2 separate regions of the Mus musculus genome follow, and region 2 is linked to region 1. A link is a loop called in an ENCODE intact Hi-C map of the cell type or tissue named here. Cell type or tissue: gastrocnemius. All regions are shown on one strand. Each heading gives the region's core, and the rest is flanking DNA. Links, peaks and the distances in the headings are about the cores only.

The links. Peaks named below come from ENCODE experiments on the same cell type or tissue, not always from the same donor. Only the 100,000 strongest peaks of a DNase experiment are listed, where the experiment ranks them.
Region 2: it touches region 1 in a loop (8-fold over the local background); 20 of 42 quality-filtered maps call a loop at or near these places.

What each region holds. Positions count from the first base shown.
Region 1 is chr1:36,064,652-36,075,780 of GRCm38, reverse strand. Hs6st1 (heparan sulfate 6-O-sulfotransferase 1) reads right to left here and starts at 7,381. Exons shown (of 2, transcript NM_015818.2): 1 at 6,597-7,381. The coding sequence starts at 7,123. It overlaps Gm39624 (a long non-coding RNA gene), which reads left to right and starts at 9,538. Exons shown (of 3, transcript XR_865341.2): 1 at 9,538-10,145. In gastrocnemius, for the core only: a CTCF peak has its summit at 6,818 (motif pointing right); DNase peaks (open chromatin) are centred at 6,841, 7,155, 7,479, 8,371 and 2 more places; H3K4me3 peaks cover 4,808 bases; H3K27ac peaks cover 4,898 bases.
Region 2 is chr1:36,128,891-36,140,019 of GRCm38, reverse strand. Gm33280 (a long non-coding RNA gene) reads right to left here and starts at 8,035. Exons shown (of 3, transcript XR_003948643.1): 1 at 7,699-8,035; 2 at 5,157-7,133; 3 at 2,799-4,608. In gastrocnemius, for the core only: a CTCF peak has its summit at 5,214 (motif pointing right); DNase peaks (open chromatin) are centred at 5,218 and 9,599.

The DNA of each region.
Region 1 (11,129 bases), core at 1,889-9,888:
GCCTTTTAACATTCCCCATGTAAACAAACAGAGGCAGTTGCATGGCTCACGGCCTTCAAAGCTGGGCCAGATGCAGGGCTGTGGGGAATGGCTTCTCTCCAAAGCGCCATACATATGTGCAAGGCCCTGCTCAGCCATGCCCATCATGGTGCCACAGACAGCCTGCTCTCCAGATGGGGAGCTGGGCCCTCCTGGTTGGCAGACTGTGGAACTCAAGGGGTTGTAAGTGGCTATGGCTCCCACTAGACATGGGCACAATCTCAAGCTGGAGGCACCAAGAGGTCACTGGTCCCTCTTTAGACCCCAGTGGTAGATAGACATCTTGACCACAAAAATGGAGATGTGTTTACTGAATCCCAAAGTCACTGGCTCTGGTCACAAGACAGAAGAGGCTCCCTCTAGTTTTGAGGATCCAGCTTTGGAACTTCACATGACACATGCCGCTAGGGCATGGACAGGCAGGTTACTGTGTGTTCCCTCCTCTGGTACCTAAGCCCTGTGTGCATAGAACATCTGATAATTCTTGGAACTTTGGTTTTGTCTCTTGTGACAGACTGCCCAGGCCAAAGTCTGCAACGCAGTCAATGAATGAATAACCCAGGAAAGCTGGGAGTAGGGTGGAGCCTCCAAAAGGTGGGCAGAACCCCGGTCAGTCATGGAGGGTAGAGAAGCCTCCTCAACGTGACAAGTTTCACGCATGAATAGGTGTGCAGACTAAACGCTGGAAAGGGTTGCTAGAGGGGTGAGCTCTAGCCAGGCCCCCAGTGTCCACAGACCGGGCTTGGCCTCAGAGAGGCCAGTGGTAGAGGGAAAAAGACTTATCCAAGCCAGGTTTGCCTGGCCCCAGCTTCCCACCAAGACTGTGTCTCCAGTGGGAACTATCTGGAAGCTGGAGAGTCTCGTCTGTCCAGAAACTCTCTCGTTAGAGAGTTTTTTTCTCTCCACTCAGAGGTCAGGCTTTTAGCTCTCTCTGTGTGGAAATATACAAGCTGTTTCTGCAAAGTGACAGACCCTGTACTCAGGGGACTTGGAACAATACTAAAGCAGGAAGGGGCATTTTATTCTGGGACACGCAAGATTAGAAGTTCAACAGCCAGCAAATGACAGGCCTGCCTGAATTTTAAGGCAGACGAGACACTAACACCTGGGCTCTCTCTCTCCACTTAGGCTATCTCTAGGTACCTCTATGGCCCCCTAGTCATTGCTGCCACCAGCTTTCAGCAACATGCCTGAACCTTCCCTGGTTCCAGAGGGCAAAACCCTACACATAGGAGAGGCCGCTGCCCACATCACTTACAGGAGAGTTGTATGACCTTGCTGATAGACCCTGAAGGTGGGGGAGGGGGAGCGGTACCTGCCCCTAGGGCATACAGGTTATTCACTGGGTAGAAAGAGCCTGGTGGGAATGTTCAAAGCTTCAGTTTGGAGTCTGGCCTGATGGACTGACCAGCCCCTCTCTAACTGCTCTCCAAAGCATGGTCTCTTGTGCTTTTGAAACCCACTAGGTGCCGGGTGTGGTGGCACACACCTTTAATCCCAGCACTCGGGAGGCAGAGGCAGGCAGATTTCTGAGTTCGAGGCCAGCCTGGTCTACAGAGTGAGTTCCAGGACAGCCAGGGCTATACAGAGAAACCCTGTCTCAAAAAACCAAAAAAAAAAAAAAAAAAGAAAAAAGAAACCCACTAGGTGAGTGGGGAGCCCTGATGACAGTCCCTTCCAACACTATCTGTGGCTTCACGTCTGCTCTGGAAACATCTCTCAAGTCCTTTGCACTAGGGACAGCAGAGGAAGTGTAGACAGGCTTCCAGCTTCCCCACTCAAGTGTGTAGAGCGCCAAGCAGACGGAGACAGGTTGGCCATGGTCTCACAACATTGTCTCTTACCCATCCACCTTTCCCAGGATACTGGTGGCGTGGGTACCCAGGCACTAAGGAGTCACCGGGGAACAATCCAGTCATGCAGGGGAGGTTACTGGAAGATGCCATGTGCCACCGCAGCCATCAGCAGACCTCACCGGTGTTCCCTTTTTAGAGCCAAGAGGACGTGGCTTGATTCCTGCCCTGCAGCAAAGGGGCAAAGGCTGTCGGGTGGTTTCTAGTAAGCCAGATAGATGGCTCAAGTTTCAAGCACAATTGTACATTTCTGTCTAGGTATAGGAAGCCAATACAGCCTGATTCTGTGGCTGCAGGAGGCAGCAGAAGCACAGGGCTGGGGAATGGACAGATATCCAAATGCTGCCCCAGGCCTTGACACTCTGATGAGTTTAAACGGGCCAGTGTTCCCACGGCTGCTATATGTGGGTGTTGAGGACTTCTCCCACTGTGTCCCACTGCTGTAATGAAATCCCCTGGGCTGGGTGCTTTCCAAAGCAAAGTTGACTAACTCGGGTTTTAGAGGTTCAAGGACATGATGTCAGCAGCAGCTCAGATTTAGTGAGGGCCTTGTGCAGAGATGACATCATGGTAGGTTCGTGGGCAAGAGAGGTTAGTTACAGGGCTGGCAGGAAGCCACAGAGCATCCATAGGAAGGCCCAGATTCACTTTTAAGAACTAGCAGGGATCTCCCTATCCTTTTTCAGGAAGGTGTCCTCAAATAACCAAATCACCTAGGCTCCACCTCTTAAAGGGCCAAACATCAAAATCATCACATGGGGGACAAAACTGCCAGCAAGCCACAGGGCCAACTGAGATCACCACCAAGAGCTCTGGACAAGTGCTGCCCCACCCCCAGCACCTCAGTCTGCCCTCTGACCCTTGCTGTACACATCCCTAAGCCGGTGGGGAGGCAACTGGGGTGACAGGACACTGCCCTGTTCTCTACAAGGCTGTGCCACCTCAAAGGTATGAGCAGGGCAGGGGTTTACACACACACAAAGGACTTTTTGTTCACTAAAGACAACAAAACAAGCAAACAGAAAATGCTCGGGAACCAGTAAGAAGAACAGTTCTGTAGATAAAAGATGCCAGCCATAAAACCTAAGACCCGATCGCTTAACCCCACATGGTGGAAGGAGATAACTGAATTCCAGAAGTTGTTCTCTAACCTCTGATACATGTCCATGGCGGGCACATGCACACTCAAGCACACACACGTGTGCACGCACACTCATGCACACACATACATGCATGCACACACACATGTGCACACACTAAATAAGTAAAATGTAATAATAGTTATTTTCTTCCTTTTGAAAAAATAAAAGTGGTTTCCTGAGTTGGGTTCTACCTTTTAAAGGAAAAGCAAAGAAAAACTTTGTTATTGCTGCTTTTGAGACACAGTCTCATGTAACACAGGCTGGAATTCACTATATAGCCAAGGATGACCCTGACCTCTGACCCGGCTGCTCCCACTCTCTGTAGGGAATACACCCCCATATCTGGTTTGTATTTGGGGATAGGACTTAGGGCCTCCTGCATGCTGGACCAGCACTCAATCAACTCGGCTGCATTCCTAGCCCAAGAAAACTTTTTAAAACCACAGTCATGATCCCAGGGAGGTGGCAGCTGGGAAGGGTACTCTGATGGCACTGGCTAGAAAGCACGAAGCAAGGATGTCCCCAAGAGTAAACTAACCTGGACACTCACCAGAGCTGCCAAGCATTCAGATATTCCCCTCAGAGGAATTTCCAAAGAAAACGGAAGCTGTGTAAAATATTTGCACACAGGAGTGTCCACTTGACACTTCCTACAGAAGTGAAGAAGAAAGCTCCCGTTCTATCACGCGGCAGTGAAGAGTGGGCACATAGAGGGCCTGGCTGCAGTCGCCACAGATTGAGCTATTCATGATGGCCAACATATGCAAAACCATGGGAGAGGAATATGGATTCTCCTCTTCCTACTCAGTCACAGAAAACCATCACTACAACAGAAGGGGGAGTGTGGGAGACTCAAGGTCTCTTACCATAATGCAAGACACCTCCTCTTCCTCTCTACTGGACCCCGGAGGGCGCAGTAGGTCCGGACTGCTGGTACCACCCCTGAGTGGCATTCAAACCTCCCACCCCTATCTGTTAATGATGTCACCAAACTGAGCCCAGAGCCACCAACTGGGCTTCACCAGACCCCTGGGGCATGCTATGTCCATCAGGGTTAGAGTTCTCTGAGCCAGATAGTCACACTGTCAGACTAGAGCTGGCCCAGGTGCCAATGGTCCTTGGTAACACTCATCCCCTGCAGTTCCATATGTCCAAGGCTAGCCAGCAAGCCTTCTGTCTCTCCAGACTGGTCTTGTAAGCACGCAGGCTTTTGCTAACAGATGTGAGACGTCCGTAGTAGGCAGAGGCCACAGAGACCTCCAATGCATTGCTCACACCTGTTCCCCTACCGAAGCAGGAAGTACCAATCGATTTTGTAAGTTATAAACCTAGGAAGGAGTGGAGGACCTGCCCGGCCTCATGAGTCACCCAGATGTGTCCCCAGTTCAGAGCAGCCCCAGGCAGATGTGCCATGAGGAGGTTGGGAGCTGGGTAAAGTAATTTGTTCAAGCTCTACCATAACCCTGAGGGCAGAGAAAAGAGGAAGAGAAGGCCCACCCTAGTTTGCAAGGAGTCTTGGGGGGGGGGGATCGGGCCTTAAAGGGTAACAGTGAGTGCCACTTAACACCAGCCATCAGGCAGTCAACCCTGACAGTGACAGGGTCCCTGGGCAGATGGGAGTCAGCTGGGGAACTCAGGGGCAGCCAGGAGTTCAATACATAAAAGTCTCTTAGATTAGTTTGGGGGGCCAGAGGTGGCGGGGGAGGGGAAGTCATTTACCTAGTGCCTTAAACAAATGGAGCACTATGAAGAGAAACCCAGTGTCACCTATTGGGTGGCACAGTTACAAGCTTTGGAACCACGAGCCCTGGGGGCCCCTCCCCACATTGCCCATTGTTGCTGAGTCAGCAAGTCCCGCCCTCCCCTCCCCCAAGGAGGGGGGAATCAGTAGACCACCCTGCATTCTTCATCCCTGGCCCTTACACCCTCTGCAGGCAGTCAAGGCCTGTGAACAGCATCTGGGGCCATGCACCTCCCTGTTCCTTCCATCATGAGCCTCTGATAAACTTCTAGTCAAGGGGCACTGTGGTCCTTCACTCTGTTACAATCTGTGGGCAGTGTGGTCCGTGAGGGGTAGGCTCACCCCGAAGCTCTGGCCTCTCTACAGCTCTAAGAGCAGCATGCATGCAGTTTGCCTAGACCTCCTATGATTAGCATGTCCACTGTTTCAAGCCCCACGTCCTGCTGACAGAGAGGACTTCCCTGGGCCTGCTGGCGTGTGCCCAGCAATGGGCACCCACAGCCTTGACTGGTGGATCAGTGGACAGCTGCTATGGCCAGACCTGGACTCAAGCATAGCATGGCTGAACTATTGGGATGGGTCCTGGAACTGAAACATGTACGTGTGTACGGCAGAGCTTATGTGGACAGGAAGCAGTTTCGAGGGCCTGGAAAGGAGACTCTGGGTCCAGGTTAGGGCCATGGAATACCTCCACTTGGCTTGAGCACTGCTAGGCGTGGGGTGCAGTGTGTGTATCTACCACTCAACTCTAGCAGCCTGTAAAGCATGCAAACAGCTCCAGGTTGGTTGGACCCTAGAGTCCCAACCCCACAGGAGAGCCAGCACCTTCCTGCCCCAAGTGTACCAAGGAAAATAGCGACTTCAGTTAAAATTTGTCCACACCCACTTCCTAGCTCCTCTGTAAGTTCAGTCCTACAGCAAATATGGAAGAGAAACAAAGGCAGGCTAGAAGCCCTAATTCCTGGGGTGGGGTGGGGCGGGTTAGGAAGAAGGTAATCCCAGGAGGATCACTGGGCACCAACAGAAACAGGGCTACAATCTCAACTTTACAAAGTGCTTTCAGAGGGGCTGGCCCTCACTCACATCCCCAGACAAGGAGGAGAGTGATGGGCCTTGCTGGGAGGTCCCTGGCTTTACAAGTAGCTTTGACGGTCTCAGCTATCCCTAACCTGGCCGGTGGATAGATTTCTAGGGAAGTCAGTCCTCAACTGGAGGCTTTTGTTCCACTTCTGTGGCTGGGGAGGCCAGGTAGTGCTGCCTTCTCTCCGACTTCAGTCTGGGTCACACGGGCCTTTGTTCTACCTGCACACACCGGCAGGCAGAGCCCACCCCTTTCCTGGCAGCTCCTCCCCAGGCTGGCAGGCACCGGAGGGCCTGGAGATACCACAGGTGCACAGGAAGAGGAACCGCATTTCTCTTGCTCCACTTTTAGTACTAGACGGGTACGGGCTACACATGCACACAGAGACACACCTGTTTTTCTGCCTCTAGAGCCAAGCCTGGACCTCTAGTCCCCGAGGTTTATCTCTCAGGCTAGCCCGCAGTGCATAGCAGGTAGGGTGGACAGAGAGCAGCGGGCAGTGACCCAGGAGGAAGTCTGGGCACTGCGCAGACAGGCCAGTGGCGAGGAGAGGCACGGAACAGAGGGTGAAAAGAGGGATCAGAGGTCAGGAGTGGCAGGTGTAGGGAAGGATGAGATGGGAATCCTGGGATCCCGCAGACTGGAAGGGGCCCCAAGAGAGGAGAGGGCAGATCTGGCCCGGGGCTTAGGGGTACCCCCCCCCCCCCCCGCCATCACACTTTCCCGCAGCGGGCGCTCACCTGGGCGAACGCAGACCTGCTGGGTCGCGGCGGTCTAGCACACCGGGCACACAGTTGGTGAGTTCGGTCCAGTCAGCGTGCAGCCCGCAGCTCCAGCCCGTGGAGAAGCGAGAGAAGAGCCAGGTCTCGCGGCGATTGGGCCGATAGCAGGTGCACTTCTTCTGGCCCGGGCGACAGTCGCAGGGCACCTCGAGGCGCACGTTCTGCACTAGGTGGCGGCCGAAGGTGGTGCCGCCGGTCTTCTGGATGTGCAGGAAGACGATCACGTCGTCGCCCTTCATGTCGAAGCGCAGCGAGCGCTCCAGCTCGCGCACCGGGAAGTAGTACTTTTTCTCGTAATGTGGGTCCGGCGTGGGGAAGAGATCCAGGTCGTCGGGGGGCACGCGGCCACCGGGCGCGCCCAGACTCAGCCCCGGGCCCGCGTACTGGTAAAGGATGAGCATGAAGCACGCCGAGCCCGCCACCACCAGCACGAACTTGCTGGCGCGCTCAACCATGGTCCTGCCGCCGGCGCGCCGCCGCCGCATGTGTCACCATCGCCAGCGGCCCGGGCGCCGGGCCTGGGAGGGCGGGGGGCGCAGCTGCTCCGCCACCGCCGCCGCCACCGCCGCCCGCGCTCCGGCCCGGCCCGGCTACTCGGCGCCCAGGCTGTGCGCAGCGTCGCGGGCCCCGGGCCTCGGCGGCGCCGTGGCTGCTCCCCGCCCCGATCCCGGCTCGGCTAGCGTACAGCCCGGCCCCCGCCACAGCGCCCCGCAGCCGCGCGCGCCCGCACCCGCCCGCAAAGCTCAGCGCCGAGAACGCTCTGCACCGCCCCGTGCGCCGCCGCGTCTCCGCAGTTCGTCGCGGCTCCGCCCCGGCCCGCCCCTGGCCCGCCCTCGCGGCGCCTCTTGCTGTCGCCGCCCGCTCCGATCCTCCGCTCCGCCTCTGGAGCGCCCTGGGGGAGGGGCGGGGCCGGAGGAGGCCCAGGCACAGGCCAGAGCTGGGCGACGGGTCGCGTGTCTCTCACACTGTCAACGCCGGTCGCTACGGAAAGGGCATTGGATCCAGCTCGCAGACCTGTGGGTGGCGACTGGGTTGTCCCGAGCCTACGAGTGGGTGGCTCTTTTGGGCATTGGTCCTGGGTTTGGGAGCCCGAGTTTTTTCACCTTCTCTGGTTATGGTAGTTTGTGTTACCTGCGCTCTCTGTCTCCCACGGGAATACGGAGGCTTTGACCTTCACATTGAAGGATAGGAAGTTCCAAGTTCGAGAGCGCTGGGAGTCGGGACCACCAGGTGGTTTAGGACTACCAGTAAGGGTGGGGAAGGAAGAGAGACGTTAAGGGCATGGATCCGGCTCTTACGTGGATATCACCAGTCCCCTGGAGGCACTGGGACAATGACCCAAAGCCCTCAGTTGAAGATAAACCGAAATGTGTGCAGAGACCAGAGGACAAGCTTTATTTGTCCCTCTCGCCCAGTGTGCCCTGTTTTGATCCTGGTCATACTCAAACAAACAAACAAACAAACAAAATAGTGAACCAACATTAGAAAAAAATTAAAATTCCAACCTTCGTGATTTTTTTTTTTTTTACATTGGCAGCAGTATCTGCAGCCTTGATTGGTGCTCTGCCTGTAGTGGAGGGTCGCCTGGGCCCTAGGCTGCAAGTTGGAGGCTCTAGTAGTAATCTATGCAGCCTATAACATGTGGAAGGTCCCGTCGCCCATGTTGTACTCTGTACTGGGCCCCTAGCTATACTTAGGCGGCCAGAACAACTGGAGGTGGGGAGTGAAATGACCTGTGCAGAGTTCCACAGCCTAGGGTAGCTGGGAGGGGCTTGGGTGTTTGGATTCAGGCCAGAGTGGCCTCTGGGAGGTGCTCCCACTGCCAGGCCAGGCTCAGGTGCCCACAGCAAGTACCCCTGGGTAGTGCCCTGGATCTGTCCTGCTAAGGGGTGGGTCAAAAAGTGGAGAGAAGGGGAGGGGGTGGCAATAGTGGTCCAAAGCATTGACTGCAAGTTAAAAAAAAAAAAAAAAGACTTGAAAAAAAAGAGCAGCTGGGCAGTGGTGGTGCATGCCTGTAATTCCAGCACTTGGGAGGCAGAGGCAGGCGGATTTCTTAAGTTCGAGGCCAGCCTGGTGTACAGAGAGAGTTCCAGGACAGTCAGGGCTACACAGAGAAACCCTGTCTTGAACCCCCACCCCACCCCACATACACACACAAATAAGAGCTAAGAGGAAAGCCCTCCCAAACGGTGAGATCAGGAGAGAATGCAGACACACTTATATCCAACTTGTCAGGAATGTGAAGAAACTGGGCTCAGCTGGTAAAGTGCTTGCTGTGCATGACTCAGGACCTGGGTTCGGTACCCAGAACCCAGGTATAAAATGCCAGGGATACTTGGCCTGTGTTTGCAAGCCCAGGACTGCTGGGGAAGAAGAGATAGGCAGATCCCTGGGGCTTGCAAGCCAGCCAGTCTAGCCTATAAGGCAGCAGGTTAATGTGAGACACTGTCTCAGAAACTAAGGTGTACCTCTCAAAGGACAATATCCAATATCCAAGGTTGTCCATTGTCCTCTGTCCTACACACACACACACACACACACACACACACACACACACACAGAGAGAGAGAGAGAGAGAGAGAGAGAGAGAGAGGACATGTTTTGCAGGCAGATTGCAGAAGTTACCACTATGGTCAGACCGCCACATGGCCCTGAACACACTACATAATGACCTAGAACCAGGGCAACAGGTGTCCTTGGTGACACCCAGGGCCTTTTGCCCCTGGCCCAGAGAAACCCAAGGGCAGTCTGTTTGGTAATGATTTATTCTGGTTAGGTATGGCGACACAGCAGTGTGCTGAGGGCGCTCCCTTTAGAAGTTGACCAGGGCGGCATTCCAGCATGGGATTTGGATGACAGCAATCCAGATTTACACAGCATTGCTGCCAGCTAACCCATCTGATGGTTCTGCTCAGATGCTAAGGATCTACCAAGAGGTCAATCCCAAACAGAGTTGTTCCAGTACTAGACATAGCAGTTATGTTATTTCCAATCCCACTAGCAAGCCTTGCAAGAACGAGCTAAAACAATCGTTCCACAAAAGTGAAAACGAAGGTCTAGAGCTCTCCAGAGCTAGACAAATTCTCTCACTCTGTTCCCTGGCCGTGTGGCGTCCAGCCTGTGTTCATCTCTGTTCCCCCGGGGCCAGAGGAAAAAGCGGAGGGTCAGTGCACTAGGCTTTACTGCCAAGAGACCCACCTATGCTTGGCTGCCCCTAAGGGAAAACGGAAGTCTGACAAGAGCAGAAGAGTCTGGCATAGGTACCCAGTGGGTGGTTGTCCCTGTGACAAACTGCAGAGGTAGCCATAGCACACTGGCTCAGGGATTGACATCTCATCAAGAGAAGCTGCTTCCTCAAACTTCATTCTTGCCAGAACGGTTGAAGAGCCCCCTCCTCAGCCAGGAAGCCCCTCTCTTTCCTAAATTCTCACAGAGAAGGTTTTGCCTACTCTCCCTATTTATAAGAAGCCCAGCAGGTGCAACTTGATACTCCGGAGGAGGCAATTGGTGAGTGGGAACTACCCGGAAGTCAAATCCCCCGTCTTAGGTCAAGGAGTGAGGCTTTGTAGCCCGACTAGCCAGTCTTCACCAGGCTCTTTCCCCTGAAAAACTGGCAGAAATGTGACACCAAGGGTTTGCTGTGGATTGCCCGTGAGGTCGATGAGGCTTGTCTGTCACCGGGACTCGTGCGGGTTCTATTTGTTGTTCCTTTTCTCTCCCTGGTAGCCAAGGCTCCCTCCATAGTCCTAGGAATGCACATGAAAAGGAGAAACCCCTATAAATGTTTGCTGGAGGGAGTACCCAGCCTCGGGGTTTGCATCTACTTTGTTCCTACTTTTGTCCTCAGACTGCATACTTCAGAGCTCTGAGCTAATACGGAGGAAAAAGAAAAGGATGGCTAGTGGTAGGATGTGAATGAAAACGTGTTACCATACTTCTGTTTGGAGAAAAGATTAAGCCAGCGAACATAATTCCCTACCCATCATGTGTCCTTATAGTCTGAGAACCAAGAGATCAATTCCTCCCTCCTCCCCCTTATCCCCGGCGTGCAGTCCCGCGGGCGGACACGCGGGGGCACAGACACCGGCTTCTCCCTCATTCAGCAGTTGACATTGTAAAATTGGGGGATTTTCCACACTTGCTTCGCTGGTTCTCCTTCGGCTGTCTGCCCATTGTTTCTGAAGGAGTGGAGGGGCAGTCACGTTGCCTTTAGAGCCTCCCCTGGGGCTGCAGGCAGGGAGCAGAGAGAGGTTTTGCTTAAGGACAAACTTTTAAAGGTGACTTGGTGAAGCCATGGCTAATGGACTGAGTCCAGAGCTGCTACTGTGGGGACCAGGGGAGCCGAGCTGGGCCACTCTCGTGGACCTGAGCCCACCAGTTCCCGTAGACCGCGTCTGCTCCATGGACTGTCTGTTGTCTGAAGGGTACTTTCTTGGAGTCCCCAGCACCTTCTACCAAACAGCCTTTTCTCCTATTCCCTTCCCTCCCGTG
Region 2 (11,129 bases), core at 1,746-9,745, 64 kb before region 1:
TGCTTGTTCATTCTCTCTCTCTCTCTCTCTCTCTCTCTCTCTCTCTCTCTCTCTCTCTCTCTCTCTCTCTCTCTGTGTGTGTGTGTGTGTGTGTGTGTGTGTGTGAGTGAAGGGCAGACTGATAGAAGATAGTCTTACCCTTCACCTCTCAGAAGTCACGAAGCCTGAGAGGTTGGGAGGTCCCAGGGTCTGGCCACAGTGAGTCCTACAGATCTTGGGCCAACAGCCAGGCCCCCAACTCTGGGACCCGCCCCCAACTGAGCCTGGGTGACCAATGTGGTGATGACCTTGAGAGGCAGCAGAGCAAAGCCTCCAAGTGTGCTGCAGACCCCTCACGGGGTTCCTCCAGAGGCCTGCAGGTTCTGCCCTCCCCTTGTCTGAGCTGCACGAGTGGAGCTGAACAGTTTGGCCGCTCCAGGATCAGTGCACACTTGAGACTGATGTGCCCTTGCTGAGGTGGCAGTCAAGGCCTGGTGCCTGTGGGGTGGAGGAGCTTAGTGGGCAGCAGAAGCTTCTACAGGGAAATGAAGCTTAAATACAACCTGGCAAAGAAGCGGGAGCTCTGTGTCGCTGTGTGTTTGGTTTTGCTTAGGGGGGGGACTGGTTGTGTGTGTGTGTGTGTGTGTGTGTGTGTGTGTGTGTGTGTGTGTGTGTGTGCATGCACCTACTCTTCAGGTGTCCTCTCCTCTGTTTGAGACAAGTCTTCTCTGATAGAACCCAGCAAATAAACTAACGAGCAATCCCAGAGATCTCCCGTCTCTGACTCTTAAATTTCGCTTGTTAATTCCTTATTGCTCTTAATGTGTCCCACATTTATATCTTTATTCTCAAGTTTTAATTATAAATGTATGAGTACTCAAGGCTCACAGCATGAAAGCTTGAAATATAAATCTCTCAGTGATGATCACAATGAGTATACCATACCTGTCACCTTAGACATCCGAGATGGTTTTCTAGCTGGAAGGTCATCTGGGCGGTGTCCACCATTACCCCAATTCAGCTCCAGCTCAGAGCTTCTCAAACCTTTCTCATCCTAGGCTCCTTCTGCCTGAAGAATTGTTTTTTTAAAGATTTATTTATTTCATGTATGTTTGTGCACTATCACCGTCTTCGGGCACACCTGAAGAGGGCATCCGGTCCCCATTACAGAGGGTTGTGAGCCACCATGTGGTTGCTGGGAATTGAACTCAGGACCTCTGGAAGAACAGTCAGTACTCTTAACCACTGAGCCATCTCTCCAGCCCCTGAAGAATTTTTATGTGTCCCTGAGTATAGAAAATAGGTACACACACTAGACATTTATTGATAGTAAATCATTGTATTTTAAAACATTGTCTGGTATAAACATAATTTTATCATTTGTATTAGTTACCTTTATATTGCTGGGATAAATCATGATGACCAGGCCAGCCTGGTCTACAGGGTGAGTTCCAGGACATCCAGGGCCACACAGAGAAACCCTGTCTCAAAACAAAACTAAACTAAACAACCCACAATGACCGAGGCAGCTTTCTTTTATTTGCGCTTATGGTTCCAGAGGAGTCAGAGCCTGTCATGAGAGGGAAGCATGGCAGCAGCCTGGAGCAGAAGCTGAGGGCTCACATTTTGAGCTGCAGACAGGAAACAGAAAACTAGCAATGGGGCAAGTGAAACCCAGAAAGCCTCCCTCAGTGACAGGCAGGTGCTCCGACATGACCACACACCCTACGACTCCCCACACAGCATCGCCAACTGCAGAGAAAGCAATCAAATGTGTCAGGTTGTCGGTGGTGTCTCATTCCAACACCCGCATTCCATTCCCTGGCCTCCCCCATAGTCTTGTGACCTCATAAAAATGCAAAGTTCGTGAAGTTGAACATCAAATGTCTCTTCTGAGACTCAGGGCGATGTGTAAAACCGAAAAGCAAATAACAGACTTCCCCCATACAGTGGTACAGGACATATATCACTGTTCTGAAAGGAAGGAGTCCGCACAGAGAACATACTGAACCAGAAAGGAAGACCGAAGCCCAGCAGGATGAACTCAGTTCTCTAGCCCCATGTCCTGTGTCAAAGGGCTTAGGTGCCTCTGCCCCTCCAGGCTTGCCGTCTGCAGCATACGTGCATCTGGTGGGCTGGCTCCACTTCGTGTGTGCAGCTCTCTTGGACAGCCATTTCACAGCCCCAACATCTTCCAACATCTCATCAAGCCACCACAGCACTCATTTAAGACAAAAAGCAAAGTTGTGTACTAATAAGGCCCATGTGCTAGTTTATCTAGTTAAATGTTAGCTAAATATTTGATGCTATGGGCTGAAGGTAGCTGTCGGTATTCACTTCACATAATGCATAATACAAATGGTAGATGTGTTAGAGCCATTTTCAGAAACCCCTGGAAATTCTATTCTAATTTTGTGTGTCTCTCTCTCTCTCTCTCTCTCTCTCTCTCTCTCTCTCTCTCTGTGTGTGTGTGTGTGTGTGTGTGTGTGTGTGTGTGTGTGTGTGTGTGTCTGACTCTCAGTACACAATGTGGAAGTCAGTGGGCTGACGGTCCTCACCTTCCACTTTGAGATTGGGTCTCATTCTCCACTGTATTTGCCAGGCTCCATTGGGAGCTGCTGGAAAGTCTCCTGTTCCCCATTTCCCTGTCAATGCTGGGGTAACAGATAGATACCCTTTGACATCTCCCTTTTCTGTAATGTGGCTTATAGAGATCTCAACTAGGTTGTCCGTCTTGTGCAAGAAGTACTTTAACCATTGAGCCAGTTCCCAAGCCCCATCTTTTCTTTCTGAATTTTAAAAGATGCAACTTGAGCAGCAGTTTTAAAATATTTTTAAGCTTGTGTGTATATGTGTGCGTTGTGAGCCTGTGTGAGTTTATGTGTACTGTGTGTATAGGTACAACCAGAGGAGGGTAGATCCCCTGTACTGCAGTTACAAGCAATTGCAAGCCCCCTGATATGAGTGCTGGGTCCTTTGCCAGAGGAGGCACTGTTAAGCCAACAAAGAACCAACACATCCAACCAATACAATACAAAGATGGGTTGATGCATGCTGGGAAATAGGGGTAGACATGTGTTAAAGGTGCATTTTCTGTACGTAAATCATTAAGTTTCATATGCAGTGTTCATTGGCTCTGTTCGGTGTCGCCAGTGCACGGTTCGATTGTTGTGTAGAACTAAGGCTGCAGTGAGCAGAGGCCATGTCACCAGAGATATCCTGAATTCATCACACTGGTTTGAGAATGCCTTATAGGAGTTAGCTTTCCTCTCAGAAATTGAACTCAAGTCATTAGGCCTAACGGCAGCTCTGTGATAGCTTTTCTTTTTAACACCCATTTGATTCAAACAGGAGGCTCTGACTAGAGGTCTGCCCTCTAGGGTTGCCTGTTAAGGTCAAATTAATCCCTCAGCCACTTCTCTCTTGGGCTCACACTCCAGACCACCGACCATATCACCCTTGAGCCTCGTCTGGACACAGAATGGCAACTAATGTCCTGTGTTTGCTGAAACCATTCAAATGATGTCAGGTTAAACCTGCCCACCCTGCCTCACCTCCTCCTTCCCGTGAGCCTCAGTGGAGAGGTCACCCCGTTTCCTGCCGCTTAGTCAGCTGTTCCTCCCAGAACAGTAATACAAAACTAGATTCTCTGTCTCTGTGTCTCCCCATCCCACCCCAGACTAACCTCAGAGTCTCTGTCGCCCGGATGGCCTTAAACTCCTAATCTTGTCCCCTTACTCCTCAAGTGCTGGAACCCAGGGCTCCACACATGCTAAGCAAGCTCTCCACCAACCTTAGTTCTCCCCAGGACCCACACCCATCACTAATCCTGGTTTTGCTTTTTCTGGGGTTTCCCCCCACAGTGCTGGGACTTGAACTCAGAACCTCTGCCATGCCGAGAACATGCCCTGCCATGACCTATGCCCCCAGCACACTGTCTTTTTAGAAACATATAAAGAAGGTCATAGCCACACACTAACACTTTTCTCATCGCTGCAACAAATGACAAGAGCCACCTAAGGTTTTACTTTGGCTCCCAGTTGTGCATCCACGGTAGGCAGTGAGGTTGTGCAGACAGGAGCTTGCCGCAGCTAGTTACATTGTAGTTTGGTAGAGTATGTCATACTGAGTGCCTCTTCACATAGTGCATCTTACTCTAATCATATTTACGCGCAACTATATACAGGCAGAAGATGGTAAAGGTCTACCTCCAAGGTCTCTCAACAGACACAATGTGCCTCCGCGTGTATACCCCAGAAACCGGCGCTTCTCTTCTTCCTACTGGATACATTGGGAGGAAAGTTAAGTAGAAACGGTCTAATGTGATTGTCATTAGGAGTGAGAAATCTGTACTACTCTTCAGAGAGTACACACAGTGCTTGGAAGGCAGGGGTTTGAGGAGGTTCTGAGGAAGCCAGATCCACTGTTTGGAGAGGGATGAGTGTGCACGTAGTCAGTGCAGAAGGCAGTAGGCTACTGTGCATTGTCAGAAGGGGAGTGGGTCTCACTCAGTCCAAGTGAAGCTGGGTTACTTAGTCTCTGTGTGTCCTCGTGGTAGGTCTCTTCCCTCAGTTTCCTCAGCAACTGGATCTTCAGGATACTGAAGTGCCTGGATGGCAACATCAAATTCTTCTCCAATGAATCAAAGAAAAAAAATCAAAAGGGAAATTTGGAAATACTGTGGTATATTTAAAGTGAAAATACACCACGTGAAACTCCTGAAATGTAACTGGGAAATGTCTAGCTGTTAATGGCCATGTTATAAACCAAGAGGGCTGTGAGCATCTGCGTGGTAGAGCATAAGTCTCTGAAGTCAGTCCTCAGCATGGAAGAGAAAGCCTCAAGTTCACTGCCAACTGAATGTCTTAATGAAATGCAAGAGTGTGCTAATTATTAAATGACAAAAGGGAAGGATAAGTATCAATGAAACTGAAATTACTTCCTAGAAAATGTCAAAATTGAGAAGCCTTCAGTAGACTGATTGGAGGGGGGGTGACGAGAGAGGGAGGGAGGGAGGGAGAGGGAGAGAGAGGGAGAGGGAGAGGGAGAGGGAGAGGGGGAGGGGGAGGGGGAGAGGGAGAGAGAGAGAGAGAGAGAGAGAGAGAGAGAGAGAGAGAGAGAGAGAGAGAGAGAATGAAAATATTCAAATAATCAAAAGTAGAAAAAGTTATTACTACCTATTCCTCAAAGAGCTATGGTAGTGGATGCATTGCAGTACCGGTGAAAGCCACAAGAGGGCATCAGCTCCCCTGAAGCCAGCGCTATAACGAGTAGCTCTGCTACTGTGCAGTGTAGATGCTGGGACCAGAACTCTAGTCCTGTGGAAGTTGCAGCAAGTGCTCTTCACTGAGCCACTCTCCAGCCCCTGCCACCTGCTTTTGGAAGAAGTATATACATTGACAATTGCAGGGCCTGTAAATGTGAAAACTATCAAAACTGACACAAAGAGACAAAAATAAAATCATGCAGGACCTAGAACAAAGAAGGAGATTGAAGCAGTGCTTATAATAATGCAAAAACCCACAACAAAGGGAATGCCTTTGCAGAGGTTAATTTTGTCAACTTGATTAAGAAGTATGCAGGAGGGTCCATGAGTTGGCTCAGTGAGGGACACACTGTTAGGCGAGCCTGACTCCTGAGTTTGATCCCTGGAACCCATGGAAAGATGAAAGACCCTTTCCTTTATGAACCGCTTCATAAAGCTGTTCTCTGATGCCCCTTTCCCTGCAACACCCTTGAGTCTCTATATGTGCACATGTGCAAACACACACACACACATGCACACATTTTTAAAAAGCACCTAGTATGTGGTGAGTTTTAATAGTCTACTTGACACAACCAGGAATACCTGGGAGGGGCTTCTCAAGGGATTCTGGGGGATTACGTAGCTTACATTAGCCGGTGGGCATGCTTGTGAGGGAGTTTCTTAATTCAGTGAACTGAGGTGGGAAGGCCACCCTGAATGTGGGGGACAACTACAAAAATATTAATTTCAGGGCTGAGGTGGAGGCCCTTCACTGAATGAGACAGAGTGAGCTCAGAACAAGCATGGGTGAATTACTCTCTCCCCCTGCCACCTCGATGGGCTGTGACCTGGGGTTTTGAGCCAAATCAACATTTTCTTCCTTAAGTTGCTTTTGACAGGGTGTCTTTATCACAGCAACAGGAAAAGAAACCAAGACTCCTGGGAGATTAGAGAAGCACAGATTTCCGTTCACTGGTGAATGCAGAAGTTGGGGCCTGTTGGAGGAAGGTCACTAGAGGTACATCCTTGGCTATATCTTCCCATGACCCCTTTTGATTCTCCTCTGTTTTTTCTTGGTAAGAAACAGAGAATCAGAAAGTAAACTCTGAAATTCATAATTAGTTGACATGTGTTTTGTGTGTGGGTACGCGTATGTGTGGGAGTGCATTGTCTCATGGTCTGTGTGTCACCAGGACAACTTGTGGGAATCAATTCTCCCCTGATATGGGCTCTGGGCTTTAAAGTCCAGTTGTCAGGCTGCTGTGTGACAGACTTTTCCTGGGGAGGCACAACATATGCACATCCACCCATCCCAGAAAGGGAGCCAACAACAACAACAACAACAACAACAACGGCAAAACCCAAAGACATAAAGTACACACCAAAGGGCATCAACTCAGAGTGACAACTGGATCAGAAGAAACACTTATGGTCCTGTAGGTGATACAGCTGTCCAGGCTGATGTCCCTTCTTTGCCGTTACTGTTGTGTGCACATGTGGTGAGTGTGTGAACACAGGCACGCGGTGCCACCCACGGGAGGGGAAGTGTGTGGAGAGCAGCTGTCTGAAGCGGTTCTTTCCTTCCACGGCGACATCAGGGAGCAGTCAGCTTTTCATTCTTGTCCAGGAAGCCCTTCACCTGCTGAGGATCCAGCTGCTCCTCCTTGTAGGCGTCCACCATTGCCCCCTACTAGAACTTAGTGTAATGCAGACAACTACCAAAATAATAAATTAGAGGTCTGGAGAGCCAGCTCAGTGGTTTAGAGTGCTGGCTACCCTCCCAGAGGACTAGGGTTCAAATCCCAGCACCCACGTGGTGGCTCACCACCGCCTGCAACTTCAGTTCCAGGGGATCAAACACCCTCTCTGGCATTCGTGGACACTGCACACAAGTAGTACACAGGCATACCTGCAAACAGAAGATTCATAACGTAAGATAAGAACTTAAGAAATCAATTTAAAATTGAAGTGACATTTCTGTGAGGGGTAGCGTGTGTGTCCCTGCCATTCATCCCGGCATGCATGTGAAGGTCAGAGAACAGCTTGCCAAAGCTGGCTCTTTAGCTTCTTTATGTGGCTCTCAGGAATTGAACTCAGGGTTGTCAGACCTGGTAGCAAGTACTGGCTGAGCCCTGTCACAAACTCACATAGACAGACAGACAGACAGACAAACAAACAAACAAACAAGCTCCTATTTGTCTTGAGTTCTGTGTGAGGCTATCTTTCCCTGATATCTCCTTATCCCCACTCCCACTCAGCTCACTGAGCCCTAAAGTGTGTCCCCAAGGCCCCTCCTAAGGTCCATGTCTCCTACTGGTACTTAGAGATGTCTCCATCGTTTCCATGGTCCCAGCCCACTGCCTCAGTGCAGCTGGCAGCTTCCAGCATCCTACTGACCACGGACCACAAGGCAAGGGCGGACCACATCTGCGGCCAGGCATGGTCTCACCCAGCATTGTTTTTTGCCAGGTTACCTTGGAGTCTGTCTGGCCTGCTCCTCATTTCACAGTGGGTTCTACCCTCTGGGTTTTATTGCTGATTGCAGATCACCCTGGCAGCCACTGAGGCCCAGAGGGCACTTCTTTCCTCCCCAGCCCCAGGTCTTTTGCAGTCTCCATTTGGCTGACTGCTACCTCTATGGGTCGATTTGGCTCCGCTCTGTCTGGAAGTATTCTTGTTCAGAGATCCTTCATGCGTCAGGTATCTTAGTTCTCTTTCAGCTATGCCCAAGCTTTCTCCCGCACCTAATGCAACAATGTTATTAGCTTATCAGTGTTCACTAAGTACAGTGGACCAAACTACTTAACATATGAGCCTGGTCGCTTTCTGGGTCCTAAAGCCTGACATTTTCTGAGATACTAGATAGTGACAGTGAGAGTGGGGTACCCGGCTCCCATCCCTAGTGGGACTCGCCCTTTCCCCAGCACATATAAAAAGCAATATTTGTGTTCAGGACTGGGTGCATACCTGTGGCTAGGCCATCCCTGTTGGAGAAGCGGGAATCACACAGGCAGACAGCTATGGTGCAACTCCCTGCCTCACCATGCTAGAACTAGCAAAGGAAATTCACTCGAGATTCTTTTTAGACTTAAGCAGTGCTGATGGGTCCTGAAGTTTAGCTGAGCCAGTGGAAGAGACAGGGGCAAGTGACTGTATTGTGGGCATTGCACTGAGCTGTGCTGAGTGCCCAGAGCACACAGGGTCCTGGCAACTAGAAACGGCCTTAGCCTAAGTCTTACCTTGGCTGGATGTGGATGCTCTGGCAAGGGTCCTGTTAAAATTTGACACCTGTTAAATTTGAAGGTGCTATGCTTACACTTAACAGCCCCAGCAGGGCAGCTGCTTATAGATATAAAGATGAAGGAGGCACGGCAGGAGGGACTTCCGGCAGGAAGGAAGCTGTGTCAAAGACAGTTGGCTGTCTCTCTCTACCTTTAACTATCAGATTGGTAAGAGAATGGGTTCCAAGAAACTGACATTTCTTTGGCTGAGCCCTGCTGGGAGAAGGAAAAGGCTGAGGCCCGGGGCCAGCCAAAGAGTTACAATTTTGCAAGACTTTGCAACAGAGACTGTTCCCCAGACAGTGATAAAGGGTTGGGTGGACAGGGACGATTGTGGCTCCCCATACCTCTTGCTCTCTATTTAACCCTAAGCTTTGTGTCTGGACCACACACACGGACATGGAAGTACTGTCACAGAGCCTCTTTGCTCCTCTTCCAATGCATATATTGAATAAATCTCAATTTTCCGGGTTTTTTCCCCCTTTTTCTTCAGTACTCTTAGTCATTTAATTGCCTCCCTGAGAACACATGGCCAGACCTGACATACTGGGGAGGCTGTCAGGGTTTGAGTTCAGGGAAAAAGCAGGTTTGTCAATGTAAGTTACCATGTCTGATACCCTCCAACACAGGCACACACGTGTATAAATACACATGTGAGCAAACACACATGTACACACATAGATGCAGTTACCCATGGAAACATAAGCAGACAGACACATAAATATGCACATGTGCACACATGCAAGTACATGCATGCTTATACACATAAACTGTGGATAAAACAGCTATGGTCATACTGGATCAAATTCTTAGGACAGACTCATCTGGGCAGGCTGCTCTTGGTGTTAGATGGCAACTGGAGCTGATCATCAGCAGAAAGTAGTCTGGCCTAGGCTGCGTAGCCTACTCTGAGATGTACATTCATGACTTGCAGTACAGAACTGCTTTATCTTATCTCTGCAACTGCATGATCTCTGTGGCCAGGGCTAAAGTGGTCCCAGATGCATCACCATAGCAAGCAGGCGGCTGTGAGTCACAATGAGCGTGGGAGGAAGTGTCCAGTGAGCCACAGTTTACAGGCTGTTGCTATCTTGTAGGCCATGTTTGGCACTTTGGCTTACAGCCATAGGCTGGGCAACCCAGGGAGCAGAGGGCTGGAAGGGCACAATTGAAAAGGTAACCTGGCTTGGCTCTGCAGTAACAGAACCTCCCTGGCTACTAAGATCAGGACCATTGGAGGGGTGTAGAGGAGGCTAGAAATCCAGGAGATGGGAAGAGCCACTTTAGGTGTGGGTGGCGTTATCCCACTGGCCTGGATCTTCCATTGAATAAAAAGGACACAGTGAGCTGAGCCTCAGTGCTCCTCTCTCTCTGCTTCCTGATTGCTGATACAATGTGGCCTGCTGCCTAACTTCTTGCCGTGCTCTCCCCATCAAACTGTGGGCTAAAATAAACCCTTCCTTCCTTAAGTTGCTTTTTGCCAGGCACTTTGTTAAGGCAATGGGAACAGTGACTAACATGCGGCCGCCCGGCCGGGGTGAGGGAGAATGGGGGAGGCCAAGAGGCAGGAGGGAGCTGAGCTGATTGTGGTGGCGCACGCCTTTAATCCCAGCACTCAGGAGGCAGAAGCAGGCGGATTTCTGAGTTCAAGGCCAGCCTCATCTAGAGTGAGTTCCAGGACAGCCAGGGCTACACAGAGAAACCCTGACTCGAAAAAACAAAACAAAACAAAACAAAACAAAACAACAAAAAAAAAAGAGTTGCCTTGGCTGGGCAGTGGTGGCACATGCCTTTAATCCCAGCACTCGGGAGGCAGAGGCAGGTGGATCTCTGAGTTAGAGCCCAGCCTGGTCTACAAAGTGAGTTCCAGGACATCTAGGGCTACACAGAGAAACTATGTCTCAAAAAAAAAAAAAAAGACATATTCAGTGTGTCTTTCATTCATTCATTAGATTAGAACAATTTTAACAATTATAGTTGTGAGCGAATGCAGGCAGAGGCAGACACACCAAGGCTATGCTTACACAGAGGGTCAGGGAGCAGCCCACTCTGTGGTTCCCTGGAGCTCAGTGTTGCAAGGGTCCTCGATTAGACAAGCCACAGCTGGCCAATTCCTGACCTTGGGCCACAGCTCATTAGAAGAAACATATAAATGCATAAATAAAGAGGAAGCTAAGGAGTTTGCAGCTCAAGCTGGTGATTCATTTCCTGTAACCACTGAACCTTGGGCTCAACTTTTGTTCCACTAGTTAGCTAGGATCGTGCCTTTCTCTCCAGCTGTTGAAGGAAGCCAGGCATCCACCTCCAGCCCTGGGCCCAAGATGCCGATTGATAAAGGAGTCCTAGCAGCCAGAAACCGGCAGTAACTGCCAGAGTCCACAGTTGTGTTCTCCCTTCCAATGTAGCATCCTTCGGAGGTCAAACATGCTCACTTAACTAATGGTACTGGAGATCCTGCTTATAAGTAGCCATCTCCAGTGTCCCTGAGTTAGCAGCATCCAGTCAGTGTGTACCAGAGCTGTCCCTCTCTGTCATCCACTGCCTACATTTTAACCTCTTGTAAAACACCGGAGGCAGCTACAGGTGGCTACAATGTGATTCTAATTTCCTTCACAGTGAAGTGA